Linked DNA regions of Homo sapiens: regions 2 and 3 are each linked to region 1. Evidence: chromatin loops called from intact Hi-C (ENCODE). Cell type or tissue: CD4-positive, alpha-beta T cell. All regions are shown on one strand.

Region 1 (5,000 bases):
AATAGATAACATCTTCAAGATGTTTAGCTGAAAAGAGATGTGGATGGTTGGAGGCTGATGAGATGTGTCCTAGGCAGTTCAGGGTTTTATAACAAAATACCTTAAACTGGGTCATTTGTAAACAACAGAAATTTATTGCTCACAGTTCTGGAGGCTGGGAAGTCCAAGATCAAGGTGCCAGTGGATCCAGTGTCTGGTGAGGGCTGCTCTCTGCTTCATAGATGGCACTTTCTAGCTGTGTCCTCACATGGTGGAAGGGACCAACAAGCTCTCTCAGGCCTCTTTTATAAGGGATGTAATCTCATTCAAGAGGGCTTTACCCTTACAAACTAATCACTTCCCAAAGGCCCCACCATTAAACACCATCACCCTAGAGGTTAGGTTTGCTTTATTAAAAAAAAGAAAATTTTTTTTGTAGAGACAGTATCTTGCTATGTGGCCCAGGCTTGTCTTGAACCCCTGGCCTCAAACAATCCTCCTGCCTTAGCCTCCCAAGTAGCTGGGAGCTGAGACCATGCCTGACCTTTTAAATTTTAATTTATTTATTCACTCATGCATTCATTTTTTTTTTTTTTTTAGATACAGGGTCTCACTCTGTTGCACTGGCTGGAGCGCAGTAGCACCATCATAGCTCACTGCCTCAAACTCCTGGGGTTAAGTGATCTTCCCGCCTCAGCCTCCCATATAGCTGGGATTACAGGCACATGCCACTATGCCCGGCTAGTGTTTTCCATTTCTGTAGAGACAGAGTCTCACTATGCTGCACAGGCTGGTCTTGAACTCTGGGCCTCAAGCAGTTCTCGCACCATGGCCTCCTAAAACACTGGGGTTACAGGTGTGAGCCACCACACCTGGCCAAGATTTAACATATGGATTTTGAAGGTCACAAACATTCAGACCATAGCAAGAAATCAGGGGGAATTTTGTTGTACTTTAAAAATTGGAGATATTTTAGCATATTTCCCACAATTCGTGGGTAGGAAGCAGCCAGTAGAGAGTGAGAGGATGAAGAGGATGGTCAATAGAGGAGGAGGAGGAGAGCTTCTGAAGCCAGTGTCTGGGCTCCCAGTGGGAGTGGGAGACAAGAGAGTAGAAAGAGTGCAGTAAAGGTCAGTGTGCAGATCTGGCGCTGCAGGGGGACGGCCTATCCTCACTTAAGACTGGAGTGGTAGGAGAATTTTGTGAAGATATTGAGACTGTAGAAGTGTTTGTTCCCCATTGAACGGGACTGGGAGGCAGTATAGTGGTTAAATGCTCCGATCTTGGTGCCAGACTAATTTGGATTCAAGCCTGGCATTTAGCTCTCTGAGAATCTGTTTTCTCTTCTGCAAAATGGAGGATTGATAATCAGGTATTTCTTTTTTTTTTTTCTTTTTTTTTTTTTTTTTTGAGATGGAGTCTTGCTCTGTCGCCCAGGCTGGAGTGCAGTAGTGCAATCTCTGCTCACTGCAACCTCCGCCTCCCAGGTTCAAGCAATTCTCTGCCTCAGACTCCTGAGTAGCTGGGATTACAGGCACCTGCCGCCACGCCTGGCTTTTTTTTTTTTTTTTTTTTTTTTTTTTTTGTATTTTTAGTAGAGACGGGGTTTTGCCACCTTGACCAGGCTGATCTTGAACTCCTGACCTCGTGATCCACTCACCTCGGCCTCCCAAAGTGCTGGCGTGAGCCACCATGCCCGGCCTCATCATCAGGTATTTCTTAAGTGCAAGCTCTGAGCTGGTGTAGTGCAGGTTGAGAAGAGGTAACAGTCACAAGCAGACGTCATAAACATTTCATCCAGGTTGCACAAGCCACTGTCCCTCTCCTGGGACCATGGGGAAGTCCAGACACTCACAGTCCATCCACTGTCTCCCTCCACAGAAATCGGAGAGGCACGGAAATGTCTTCAGCAGGAGCCCGTGTATTTCAGGAATACTTTTAAGCTAAGAACAAAAAAATAGCCCAACCCTTGAAGTTCCCCCTAAACCAGAGGCTGGCTGCCTGTGCCCTGTCCTGGCGCTGCTCTGCCCTGGAAACACTGGGAACGGTGGAGCTCTGTCTCTCTGTCTGGCCCCTACCGCCCTCACTCCCCCAGGTGTGCGAGGCTCCGACAGACGCGAGAGGCTGGAAAAGGAAAGTGCCAAAGGGAGGTTATGAATATGTCCAGAGAGAACCTGGGCCACCTTACCGACCATGCAGAGGAGGCCATGGAGCTCAGGGTAGGAGAGTCCAGAATGTGTCCCCAGTGCTGGGCCTCCGGCATACTCATCACCGCCACCATCCTCGCTGCCACCAGGGGGCAGTGTGGCCCCAGCGCAAGGGCATCAGCTTTGGGGGCCAAACGCACCTGGTCTCAAATCTCAGTTCCACGTACCACCTGTGTGTCCTTGGGCGCGCATGACTTCACTTCTCTCTGCCTCTGTTTCCTCTTTGGGAATGGGGGTAATAATAATGGCAACATTGGCTCGAGTGAGGTTTAGTGAGCTACTCTATGTGAGAGCTCTTTGCAAATCATCAGGTGCCTCAGTGCAATCGCCACCACAGCCACAGAGATTCCACCCGCTGGATGCCTTCCCCTCTGAGGTTTCTCACCCTGCAAAGCCTGAGACTCTTGCACTCAGTTTCTCTTTTGGATTATGCCAGTCCTGTGACAGGTGACCCTGGGTTGCCCCCATTCTTAGTCCAGTGTCTGAGAAGGGGAAGAAAAACTCCATTTGCATTGGAGCATTGGAGCAGCTCAGATGAGTGAACAGGAGGAAGGCTGCAGGCAGAGGAACTGGCTGATGGGAAGCTCCTCGAGTGAATGGCCAGCCTGCTCGATGCTGGTCAGCCAAGGACACGTGGAGAACTAGGGTATGACTGTGAGCACGTGTGTATTCTTTCAGGAGGAAGCAGGGAACACTTGGGTGGTGCTGGGAGGGATTGGAGGTCGTCCTTATCAGGTGAAGGATGGATCTGTGCTTATCCAGTGGTAAAAGGCAGGAAGGGCATTTGAGCTGAGGGAACTGTGCATATGCAGGCGCCAGGGATGAAAGTGCAAAAGGTAGGTTATAGGTGTGTGGTGATGAGCAGCAAATGTTAGGCTAAGAAATAGGCTTTGCTCTGAGGAGAATGGCTGGGCACAATAAGATTAGGGTTGGGAGCTGGGCAAGGTGTCTCACACCTGTAATCCCAGCACTTTGGGAGGCCATGGTGGGAGGATCACTTTAGCCCAGGAGTCTGAGACCAGCCTGGGCAACATAGCAAGACTCTGTCTCTACAAAAATAAAAATAAAAAAAATTAGCTGTGCATGGTGGTGCATGCCTGTGGTCCCGGCTACTTGGAAAGCTTGAGGTGGGAGGATTGCTTGTTTGAGGCTACAGTGAGCTAGGATGGCACCACTGCACTCCAGCCTGAATGACAGAGTAAGATCCTGTCTAAAAAAAAGATTAGTGTTTGGAAAGATGGCTCCAGTAGAATGTGGAGGATGGATTAGAACTAGGGAGACGGGAGTCACAGATGATTAAGGAGGCTGTGCAAGGGTTCTACAGGAACAAGGAGTGGTCTTTGAATTTAGGGAGAAGAGGGAATAAGACAGACAGAAATATGAAGGCAGAGTTGCCACACAGGCTGCAGGGATGGGGGCTGACTCTGAGGAGATGGGAGGGGCTCAGAACAGGGACCAGGGAGGGGCAGGTTTCCAGGCAAATGGTGAGCTCTCTGCTGAGCCGGAGCTGGGGTTCAAGCCCCTCCTGTTGTAGGAGGGAAACCTGAGATTTGACAAGGAAAGTAAAATGCCCAGGGTCAGTCAAAGGCAGCAGCTTAGTACTTGGATCATTCTGTATTCAACCTCATGGCTTAGGGACCAGTGGATAATGACTGAGTCCTCAAATTTGCCCTCTGAGACGGTTAAGTGCCATGGTTAGGGGCTTGGACTCTGGGGCCAGATTGTCTAGGTTAAGATCCTGATCTGCCTCTTACCAACTGTGTGACCTTGGCAGGTCTCTCTGTACCTCAGTTTCCTCATCTGTAAATTGGGGATTATAATAGGTTGTTTGGAGCATTAACTGAGCTGATACAAGTGCTTAGAACAGTGCTTGGCAAATAATGAGTGTTAGTCATGATCATTGCATCCATTTTGAAGAAGAAACTGAGGCTTAGAAAAATGAAGTATCTGCCCCATGCCACACAACTAATGTTGGCCGAGTTCCAGCCTAAGCTACTCCAAAGACTTGACTGGTTTGCTTAAGCTAACTGCTTGCCACCGCTGGCTCTTTCTGGAGGATGGTTGATGTCTTTAACTGAAAAGACTAGAGTCCCCAGCTGAAGGACTCTTAGGAGGAGATTCTGTGGCCCTCTAAGCGTCCTGTCTGGACCCAGCTCTGATTCTGACACCACCATTCAGCTTGTTTGCTGGAGAGATCCACTTGCTCCCCTGGCCAGAGAGCAGGCCAGAAACCAGGATCCATCAGGGAGGCCTGAGGCCTGGTCTCTCCCCTAGTTCCACCTAGGGGACAAAAAAAAGACATGCATTTAAATGAGGACAGTGCCACTTGGAAGGTGAGATGATTTTAGACGCGCATGCCAGGAACAGTTGGAGTGAGTGAATCTTGGAAGTGTGTGCACAGAATGTGGGGGGCGGATGATGTGTTGGGAGCATGATGTGAAAAGGAGAGAATCAAGCAAAACGCAAACTGTTGTGCTCTGAATAAGCAACACTGATGGAAGCAAGTTAGCCTGCTCCAGCCCCTCCTGAGAGAGCTGGCACACAGGCAAGTTAGGGTGTCCTACCCTGGTCCAGACACCAGAGAGAATCCACCTTGCCACGTGGTTCTTATGTGAGCCACTGCGGAGGCCCCGCCCAGCTGAGAAGCAGCTGCTTGTGTTCTGCTTCCTGCCTTCCCCATCCCTAGGCTCATAACCCAGCAGCAGAGGAAGTGACTCATCTTCCCAGATGAGATGGGCGGCATGCTTCCCCAGCAGCTCTCAGAAAATCTGCCCGAGCCACAGAAATGAAGCCGGGCAGCGGTAGGCTGTGGGT
Region 2 (5,000 bases), 210 kb before region 1:
CTGCAGCTTGTAAAGGACTTAAGAGAAAGATATTAATAATTACCATTTACTGTGTCCCTACTGGGTTAGGCCAGGCACTGTATAAGGTACTTTACATACATGGCCTCTAAATCTCTAACAACCCAGAAAAATAGGGATTACTACTTCCATTCTATGGCTGACTAAGGCTCAGCCAAGCTAAGTGATTTGCCAGAATGGAATTGCTGGTAAGTGAAAGAGCCAAGAATTGAATCTAAGTCTGCTCAACAGCAAAGCCCATTTTAAAAATTATCTTTATTAATCCTGATTACAAAAATTAAAACACAACTAAGAAAAACAGTCAAACATCACAGAAAAATAAAAAGTTCTGTTTAATCCCAACATCCAGAGACAAGTATTAAAAGTTCCATATATAGCACTCAACTTTTTCTCATGTATATATCAAAATACATACCTCTTTTAACAAAAATAGAGTCATACTGTACACACTGTACTGACTTGCTTTTTCCCTTAACAATGTAACTTAAAGATTATTCCATGTCAAAACATATAGATATGCCTAATGTCTTCTGATGTTCTACAGTATAGATATATCCTAGTTTACTAATCCATTTCCCCATTGGTAGCCTTTAGGCTATATGAATAAAAGGTAAGAAACTATATGAATAAATGTTTCTCTCTTTGAATGAGAACTGAACTTTTTCTAGCCTTGTTCCTCTGGTAACCTGAAACCAATGATACAGTAACTGCATTTCCAGGCAGTATCACTTGCGGTAAAAATCACCCTAGGTTGGCAAATTACATCTGGGCTAGGAGAAACTATAAATGAATGATAAACACCTGAAGGGGGCACCATAATTTTGGGCTTCCCTGTGTGTAGTGATTCCTATAATTGGATATATCCTTTGCAGAAACTCTAGGAGCTATGCCTATACGTGTTACAATGTATATTGGCTCCTGTGAGGAATGAGATTTCTAAGCCAGGGTGGCTTTTGCATCCACCCAATGACAGTCTCACTGTCTTGTACCTGAGCTGACACTGGGGGCCAGATGGAGGGGCACAAAGAATGCCTCATGGATGGCTTTGGGAACTCCATTGAAGAGAAACTCCTGATGCTGTTGTACTGGCATTCTGTGTGGAATTACTTAGAGCCTTCTAAGTGAACCTGATGTTAAATATGGTAGTCTTGTAAGTCAGAATGTTCAGTAGAACCTAATAAAGGCTGCTTTGTGAATATTTCTGGATGTTTCCAATGAACAGCCTTGTACGAGTGTGTTACTATAGAATAATTTCCTGGAAGTAAAGCTACTAGATTAAAGGCAATGACTACTTTAAATTTTAAGAAACATTACCAAATTACCTCCAAGATGCTACACCAATGACTATACTTCCACAGTTCAATGCAAGAGTATCCATCTCCCTACCAATGCTGGCTGTCATCAGCCCTTTTCACTCCTGCCAATATTTGACAGGCAGAAAACAGTATCTTGATCCACTGTAATTATTAGTGAGGTTGAACACCTTTTCATATACCTATTGGCCTTTGTATTTCCAGCCCAAGCTCCTGACAGACCACCCTGTCTCCTAAAGGGCAGGGACCTCATCATATGCTTCTTTGAAAACAATCTTCAAACTCAATGCAACAAAACTGAACTTATCCTATTTCCCTCTGACTTGCCTTTTCTCTAATGTGCCCTATCTCAATGAAATGCCCCTTGATTCCTCCCTCTCCCTACATCCCTATCAGTCTATCAACTACCAAGTCCTGTGGTTTCTACTCCTCCTAAATCTCTGTCTGTCTCTCTCTCTCTCAATCCTCTGCACCCTTCTTGTCACAATCCTGGCTCAGGCCTCATCTCCCCTCCCCTGAAAACCTGAAATAATCTCCCAGGTTTCCTGGCCTCCACCTTCTTCTTCTCTTATAATCCACTCTCCTCACAGCTGCCACTGAGCTTCTCTATTTAAAACCCTTCCAAGACTCTCTTTTGCCTGCAGCATTAAGTCCAATTCACTCCCGGTCCTTGATAATCCAGTCGCTGCCAATCTGTCTAGTTTCAATTGTCCCCCACATGCTTCCCTTGCAAGCATACAAAACCTCTTCAGTCTTCCTGATCAGACAATGCCATTCCACATCTGCTCCAGCAGCCGGAAATGCCTTCTTACCTTCTAGTTCCTGAATCACTCCTATTCATTTTTCTGGTCTCAGCTTAGGTGCTCCTCTTCTCAGTTCCTCCTGACACTCTGGCCTGGCTTGAAGTCCCACGTATATGCTTGCATAGTATTTCCTGATTCTCTCTTTCACTGCTCTCCCCTCATCCTGACCTAACTATCTGTATCTGAGTCCATCTCTCTCACCAAACCATGAGCTCACCAGAGCAGGACTGTATGCACTCATTTCTAAAAGCCAAGTATTCACACAGTCCTAATATCCAGCAGGGGTCGCTGTGGACTTGCTGAATAAGAAGGCTTTATGCTCCTACAGGAGTACTTTACAGGCTTAGAAACATTTTTATACACCCATCTCATATGAGCCTGCAAGGTATCCTGCAAGGGGAGGAAAAAAAGAAGGGAATTATCTCCATTGACAGATAGAGAAGTAGAAGATCACAGAAAAATGTTCTAAGTAGGTAGCGCCAGAGCAGGACTGGAATCGAGGTCTTTGTGCTCTCCAGCACCCAGCCTATTGTACTCCAAAAAAGAGATGTGTGGCCAATCATAGATGGTTGGACAGACAAATCCTAACACACGTGAATGGCTGTGCTGGCTAAGAGGAGGAAGAGAGCTTTCAAGAAAGAAAAAGCTTACCTAGAGGCAGCAGGTTTTCTGAGGCATTGATATAAATCACAGAATGAAAATGCTTGAAGTCATTTTCCTTGGCCTGTAGGAAAGCATTTCAGAAAAAAAAAAAAATCCACAAGATTAGTTCCCTGCCTAGAAGCCTTGCTGAAGCTTCAGGGCCACTGTCAGAAGAAACAAAGACCTAAAGGAATAAGGGACATCCCTAGCACAGGAGCAGACACTTGAGTGCTGTAAGGGTTTTCCTGCTTTTTTTCCACTATGAAACATTTCAAATGTACAGAAAAGTATACGGAATGACACTCTGAAGACCCATATAACCACTATCCAGAGGTAAGTATTTAATACAGCTGAATATTTTGCTGTCTTTGCTTTAAATAAATTTCCTTAAAGAAAATATTATATAGGGTGAACCACCACCATTACCACCCCTGTCCATGTATCCCCTCACTAATCCCATAACAGCTATCCTGAATTGGAGACTATCATTCCCATACTCAATAGTTTTTGTGTGTTTGTTTGTTTGTTTTTGAGACAGGGTCTCACTTCCATTGCCCAGATTGGAGTGCAGTGACACAATCTTGGCTCACTGCAGCCTCAACTTCCCCAGCTCGGGTGATCCTTCCACCTCAGCCTCTTGAGTATCTAGGACTGCAGGCACACGCCACCAAGACTGGCTAATTTTTTTGTATTTTTAGCTGAGATGGGGTTTTGCCATGATGCCCAGGCTGGTCTCGAACTGCTGCGCTCAAGTAATCCGCCTGCCTCAGCCTCCCAAAGTGCTAGGATTACAGGCGTGAGCCACTGCACCCAGCTCCCATATCTTTTTTTATGCTTATACGTGTGTGTGTGTGTGTGTGTATCAACTATATATAATGCTAGATACAGGTAGTAAAACTTTACGTTAAATGCAACAATATTTTAGGTATCATTCTGCAACCTGCCTTTTCACTCAACACTGTTTTTGAGAATTACCTGTGTCGATATATGCTGCTTTTGAAATTTACATATGTTGACAGTTGTAGTTCTAGTTCAATTTTTTTTTTTTTTTTGAGACAAAGTCTCGCTCTGTCACTCAGGCTGGAGTGCAATGGCACAATCTTGGCTCACCGCAACCTCCACCTTCTGGGTTCAAGTGATTCTCCTGCCTCAGCCTCCTGAGTAGGTGGGATTACAGGTGTCTGCCACCATGCCCAGTTAATTTTTTTATTTTTAGTAGGGACAAGGTTTCACCATGTTGTCCAGGCTAGTCTCAAACTCCTGACCTCAAGTGATCCTCCTACCTCAGCCTCCCAAAGTGCTAGGATTACAGGCATGAGCCACCACGCCTAGCCCTAGTTCAACCATTTTAATTCCTGTATAGTATTCCATTGTTTGAATATATTGCAAGTTTATTCATTCTCATTTAGTCTGTTTCTAAATTTTATTACAAACAATTATGTAATTAATATTCTTATACACACCTCCTATTCATAAGAGTTTCTTTAATGATATGCTCCTATCAAGCTGTGGGGAATACACAGCTTTATGAGATGGTAGCACATTGTTCTCCAAAGTAGTTAAAACAATTTACAGTCCTACCTGCAGTGTATGAGAAGTCCTATTTCTTTAAATCCTTGCAATTGGCATTATAAAACTAATTTTTGCCAGTCTGATTATTGTAAAATGGCACTGCATTTTCCTGATTATTTATGAGGCTGAATATCTTTTTCTATATTTATTGGCCTTTCAAGTTCCTCTTCTGTATACTAACATATTTATCTGTTGTCTATTTTTCTACTGGGTTTCTCTTTCTTCCTATTGTTTTGTAGGAGCTCTTGACACATTCTGGATCCCAATACTTTTTGGTTATATTACTTGCTAATATCTTCTCCCAGTCTCAGCTTATCTTTTACCTTTGTTTGTGGTAACTTTTGTTAGATAGATATTTTTAATTAAATTTCATAGATATTTTCCTTTATGGTTTAACCACAAAGCTAGCAAGCATCCACTCATCCCGTGGGTCTCAGCTAAGCTACCACCCTCTCCAGGGTGTGTTTCCTGTGTAAGGCTGAGTCAGGGGCCTGTCCTCTGAGGTCATATTTCGCACCCTCGTGTTTCCCTCATTGACTGCATTAGCTAGTCCTGTCTAACTCCATATCCATCTAAGCCCAGCCTCCTCCCTCTCTACTGGACTATATGCTCCAGAGGGCAGGCAGTGTCTGAGCCACCTCTGTACCCTCCA
Region 3 (5,000 bases), 110 kb after region 1:
GCACTGTCACAGGGCGATTTGCCAGGAGCTGGCCAGGCCCATGCAGACCCTCAACTAACCCTTCATTGGATGGGTGGGGAAACTGAGGCCAAGAGTATGCAGGAGCTCGTCCAGGTCACACAGATTGTCAGGAGCAGATCCCGAGCCCAGGATGCCCCAGGGCTACCCCTGCTCTGCCCTGGGTCTGAGCGTCTGGCAGAGCCACCCCGCCTCCTAACTTGCTATCTCCACCCTGTCAGTGCATCCAGGAGCCAGTCCCAAGCCTGAGGTAGCCTGAAGATGAAAATAAGAAAGTGAGCCGTAGAGGGTTGGAAGGACTCTTCAGCCTCTGTCAGCGGCTCCGGACAGGCCTCAGGAGCCCCATGCCAGCATCTTGCAGGCAGCGGCCCTGCTGGGAGTTATGTCTCCCCTCCCTGAGAGGAGAAAGGGGCTTGTCTGGACCTCCAGGCTCTGAGGTCCCAGGCATTAAACTCATTCTTCCTGAGCTTCTATCATCTGAGCATGAGGCTCACCTGGATGAACCAGATCCTGCTCCTGTTCTCGATCAAGATGGTGACCACACACACAGGACACTGTGATCATGGAAGCACAGGGATCCCAGGGAGGCCCCTAACTTAGGGGATCATCCAAGCTGGCAAACTCGGGAGTGAAAGGGGCCACTATTAATCATTACATTGGAGCAAGAATAAACTAGGACTGGCTGGGTGCAGTGGCTCACGCCTGTAATCCTAGCATTTTGGGAGGCCGAGGTGGGTGGATCACCTGAGGTCCGGAGTTCAAGACCAGCCTGACCAACATGGTGAAACCCCGTCTTTACTAAAAATACAAAAAATTAGCTGGGCGTGGTGGCACATGCCCACTCGGGAGGCTGAGGCAAGAGAATCGCTTGAACCCTGGAGGGGAGGTTGCAGTGAGCCGAGATTGTGCCATTGCACTCTAGCCTGAGCAACAAGAGCAAAAGTCTGTCTCAAAAAAAAAGAAGAAGAAGAAGAAGAACTAGGACTGTACCAAGATGCTGGGCCCTGGACTTCAATGACTTTTGACAAGACCTGGAGAGAAAAGAAAAAGTACTAGACTGCTAGACAAGACCAGCAAATCTACCAGCAATAAATAACGAATACACTCCCCTTCTTTGAACCCTATTTTCCAGCTGCACCAAACTATGGGGATGTTAGTAATAGGGCCCAGCTCTTCCATGCCCTGTGCCTTTGCTCACACAGTACCCTCTGTCTAGGATGCCTTCCCCAACACAGGGAGCACTCAAGACAGCCCAGGAGTCCCCCAGTCTTTATGACCCCGCTGTCTTTCTCCTACTGCTGTACCACCCAGAGCTTTCTTTCTACGGACTGGTTTCCTTGCCTCTTGTCTGCACCAGACCAGAAGCTCCCACAGGACAGAGGCCAGACCCAGTCACTTTAAGTCCCCAGTCAGGGTGCACAGAGATTTGTGAACGCTCTCCCAGCCCCTGCCCCCACAGAAATACAAAACACAGAGGAAGAAGCATCACGCAGGACTCTGTGGCCTACCCCTCTGCACGTTGAATGGGTGCTTCCTTTGACTCCCACAACCCCCCCATCATTAAACTGGGGTTTCGATTATATAAGATCCCAGGATGGCTGACTCCGTTGTCTACAAAGTGAGCGAGCAGAAAGAAAATGCAGTTTTAGAATATGTGGTCATGCAAAACACAATTTAGTCTTAGCCTCTTAACTTTGGCACTGATTTATTTGTTTATTTATTTATGAGGTCGGCCTCTGTCACCCAGGCTGGGAATGCAGTGGCGTTATCATAGCTCACTGTAACCTTGTACTGCTGGGCTCAAGCAGTCCTCCCGTCTCAACCTCATAAAGTGCTGGGATTACAGGCATGAGCCACCGCGCCTGGCTAACTTTGGCTTTTTAATACAATTACAACTTCTGGCCCTGCGTTTGGGATCTTTGTCCAGGGCTCTGTTTGGGCAGCCCCTGCTACTGGCTTAGTCTTGGTTCCTCCCCACAGGGAGCTGCAGCGACATCTATTGGCCGATCCGTGTGGGAGCCGAGTCAGCTTTAACTTTTCTTGGTATACATGCGTCATCTGCTGGTGGAGATGGGAAAGTGCCTTTCTTCGTTCAGTCAACAATCCAACAAGTATGTAAGTGCCTGCTGTGTGCCAAGCACTGTGCTAGGAAGATGAGGATACAATTTTAAAGAAAACTAGAGCCGGGTGTGGTGGCTCAGGCCTCTAATCCCAGCACTTCGGGAGGTCGAGGCCGGCGGATTGCTTGACCTCAGGAGTTTGAGACCAGCCTAGGGCAACATGGCGAGACCCCGGTCTCTACAAAAAATGCAAAAAATAGCTGGGCGCAGGGGCGCCCTCCTGTAATCCCACCTACTTAGGAGGCTGAGACGGGAGGATTGCATGAGCCTGGGAGGTGGAGGTTGCAGTGAGCCGAGATCATGCCACTGCACCCCAGCCTGGGCAGCAGAGTGAGACCCCATCTCAAAAAAAGAAAAAAGAAAAAGAAAAGAAAGAAAACCAATAAGATCTCTGTCCTTATAAAACAGTAATAGTAAAAACTAACACATACAGAATTTACTATGTGCCAGAGATTGTTCTAGGTACTTTATATATATTAATCCATCTTGTCCTGATGACAATTCTGTGAAGCAGTTATTCTTATTCCTACTTCACAAATGAGGAAACTAAGGCACGTAGAGATGAATAATTTGCTCAAGATCACACTCCTAATAAGAGGCCAAGTTAGGCTTAGAACTCAGGCTCTGCTCCAGAGCCCTCTTCTTATTTAGACCATAAACAAGCACGATACTTATGAGGGAAATAAGCAGGGTAATGTGAGAGTGAGTGACAAGGAGAGGTCTCCTTTGAGTGGGGTAAGTCATGAAAGACCCCTCTGAGGGCGACCTACCCTGAAGAATGGGAAGGAACAAGCTATGCAGAGAATCTAGGAAAAGTTAATCCAGGCAGAAGCAGCAGCGAGCACAAAGGTGCTGAGACCAAATACTCAAACATCAGGTGGAAGGCAAGTTCTGGCCACTCTACTCCTACACCTCCCCACACTGTCCTTAGACTCATTCCCCACCTGGTCGCAGCTTGGACTTCTCTCATCTGCATCCCTGCCCCAGCTTCCTCCCTGTTCCCCCAGCCTGCAGCCCCCCTCTCTGGTCCCACACTGCAGCCCACACTGCAGTGAAAATGCGTGAATCTGATCCCTCTCCTTACTCTGCCTAAAACCTGTCCCACTGTCTTCTGGATAAAAACAAAGATCTTTGAGGCCAGGTGCAGTGAGTGGCTCACACATGTAATCCCAACACTTTGGGAGACTGAAGCAGAAGGATCAGAGGACAGGTGTTGGAGACCAGGCTAGGCGATATAGCAAGAACTCATCTCTACAAAAAACAAACAAACAAACAAACAAACAAAAAGCTTTTTTTTTTTTTTAACTGATTATCTGTAACTTCCACCCACTAATCAAATCTCCTGCCAGCTTTTCCAGCTCCCTTCACTCTTGTCACTCCAATGTGGTTATAGTTGCCTGAAGGCCCCAGCTTGTCTCACCCTGAGCCTCCCTGTGTGCTGTTTCTTCTACCTGGAAGGTCTGTAGCCCCTCCTTGCCTACCTAATTCCCTTTTTACCCTTAAAAACTCAGTTCAAGACCAGGTGGGGTGGCTCACACCTGTAATCCCAGCACTTTGGGAGGCCGAGGTGAGCGGATCATCTAAGGTCAGGAGTTCGAGACCAGCCTGGCCAACATGGTGAAACCCCGACTCTACTAAAAATACAAAAATTGGCTGGGCATGGTGGGTGTGTGCCTGTAGTCCCAGCTACTCAGCAGAAGAATCACTTGAACCCGGGAGGTGGAGGTTGCAGTGAGCAGAGATTGTGCCACTGCACTCCATCCTGGGCTACAGAGTGAGACTCCGTCTCAAAAAACAAAAAACAAATAACAAAAAACAAAAACTCAGTTCAAGCATTTCGTCCTCTTGGAAGCTGCCTATTTCTCATCTTGGCCACTCTGGCTAAATGTGAGACCTCTCCTTAGGTGCTCTCATGGCACGCTGTGACTACACAACAGGCCCCCTCTGCAATACTCCTCATCAGCAATTCCAAACCTTTAGCATCATGCCTTATCCCCCAATTAATCTGTAAGCAATTTGACTGAAGGGATTGTCTTTTTTTTTTTTTTTTTTTTTTTTTTCTGAGACTGAGTCTCGCTCTATCGCCCAGGCTGGAGTGCAGTGGCGCAATCTCGGCTCACTGGAACCTCCACCTCCCCGATTTAAGAGATTCTCATGACTCAGCTTCCAGAGTAGCTGGGATTACAGGCGCCCACCACCATGCCCAGCTAATTTTTGTATTTTTAGTAGAGACAGGGTTTCACCTTGTTGGCAAGGCTGGTCTCGAACTCCTGGCCTCAAGTGATCCGCCCACCTCCGCCTCCCAAAGTGCTGGGATTACAGGAATGAGCCACTGCACCCAGCCAGGATTGTCTCATTTAATCTTAGTGTCTTCAGGGCCAGCAGAAGCCCCAACAAATGGTACATGCCCAGTAAATATCGTTTGCAGTTGTGAGCTGTAAATTGCTCCATTTCTTTTTATTGAAATTTATACAAAGTCCACTCTTTTTGGCATACAGTTCTATGAGTTTTGACAATTAAGATATAGAGTGTTCCATTGCCCCCCAAAATCCCTCTTCATAGCAGCCCTCCCCCCAAGTCCAGCCATTGGCAACTACTGCTTTGTTTTCTGTCTCCATCGTTTTACCTTTGACACAGTGTCATATAAGTAGAATCATACATGTTTGTCCTTTTAAATCTGACTTCTTTCACTTAGCATAATGCAGTAGAAACTCATCCATGTTGTAGGTATCATTATAGTTTGTTCATTTTTATTGCTGCGTAGTATTCCATCATATGGTTGTACAATCATTTATCCATTCAATAGCTGAAGAGCATTTGGGTGGTTTCCAGTTTTTGACAACTATGAATATAGCCACTGTA

What was found. Hi-C counts contacts between places; a loop is a spot of excess contacts. Peaks named below come from ENCODE experiments on the same cell type or tissue, not always from the same donor. Only the 100,000 strongest peaks of a DNase experiment are listed, where the experiment ranks them.
Region 2: a loop joins it to region 1, with 5 times the contacts of the local background. A loop is called at or near these places in 43 of 110 quality-filtered maps.
Region 3: it touches region 1 in a loop (7-fold over the local background); 105 of 110 quality-filtered maps call a loop at or near these places.

Annotation. Positions count from the first base shown.
Region 1 is chr11:75,138,446-75,143,445 of GRCh38, forward strand. It overlaps LOC107984358 (a long non-coding RNA gene), which reads right to left and starts at 1,681. Exons shown (of 3, transcript XR_001748297.2): 1 at 1,640-1,681. RefSeq lists an enhancer at 4,147-5,000. In CD4-positive, alpha-beta T cell, CTCF peaks have their summits at 2,291 (motif pointing right) and 2,492; DNase peaks (open chromatin) are centred at 2,286 and 4,846; H3K27ac peaks cover 924 bases.
Region 2 is chr11:74,927,515-74,932,514 of GRCh38, forward strand. XRRA1 (X-ray radiation resistance associated 1) reads right to left here. Exons shown (of 19, transcript NM_001378157.1): 6 at 2,786-2,858. It overlaps LOC107984352 (a long non-coding RNA gene), which reads left to right and starts at 3,607. Exons shown (of 3, transcript XR_001748295.2): 1 at 3,607-5,000. In CD4-positive, alpha-beta T cell, CTCF peaks have their summits at 2,407 (motif pointing right) and 2,623; a DNase peak (open chromatin) is centred at 2,417.
Region 3 is chr11:75,246,788-75,251,787 of GRCh38, forward strand. No RefSeq gene overlaps it. Among named protein-coding and RNA genes, the nearest start is that of TPBGL, 8.5 kb to the left of the region's middle. In CD4-positive, alpha-beta T cell, CTCF peaks have their summits at 2,043 (motif pointing left) and 2,248; a DNase peak (open chromatin) is centred at 2,034.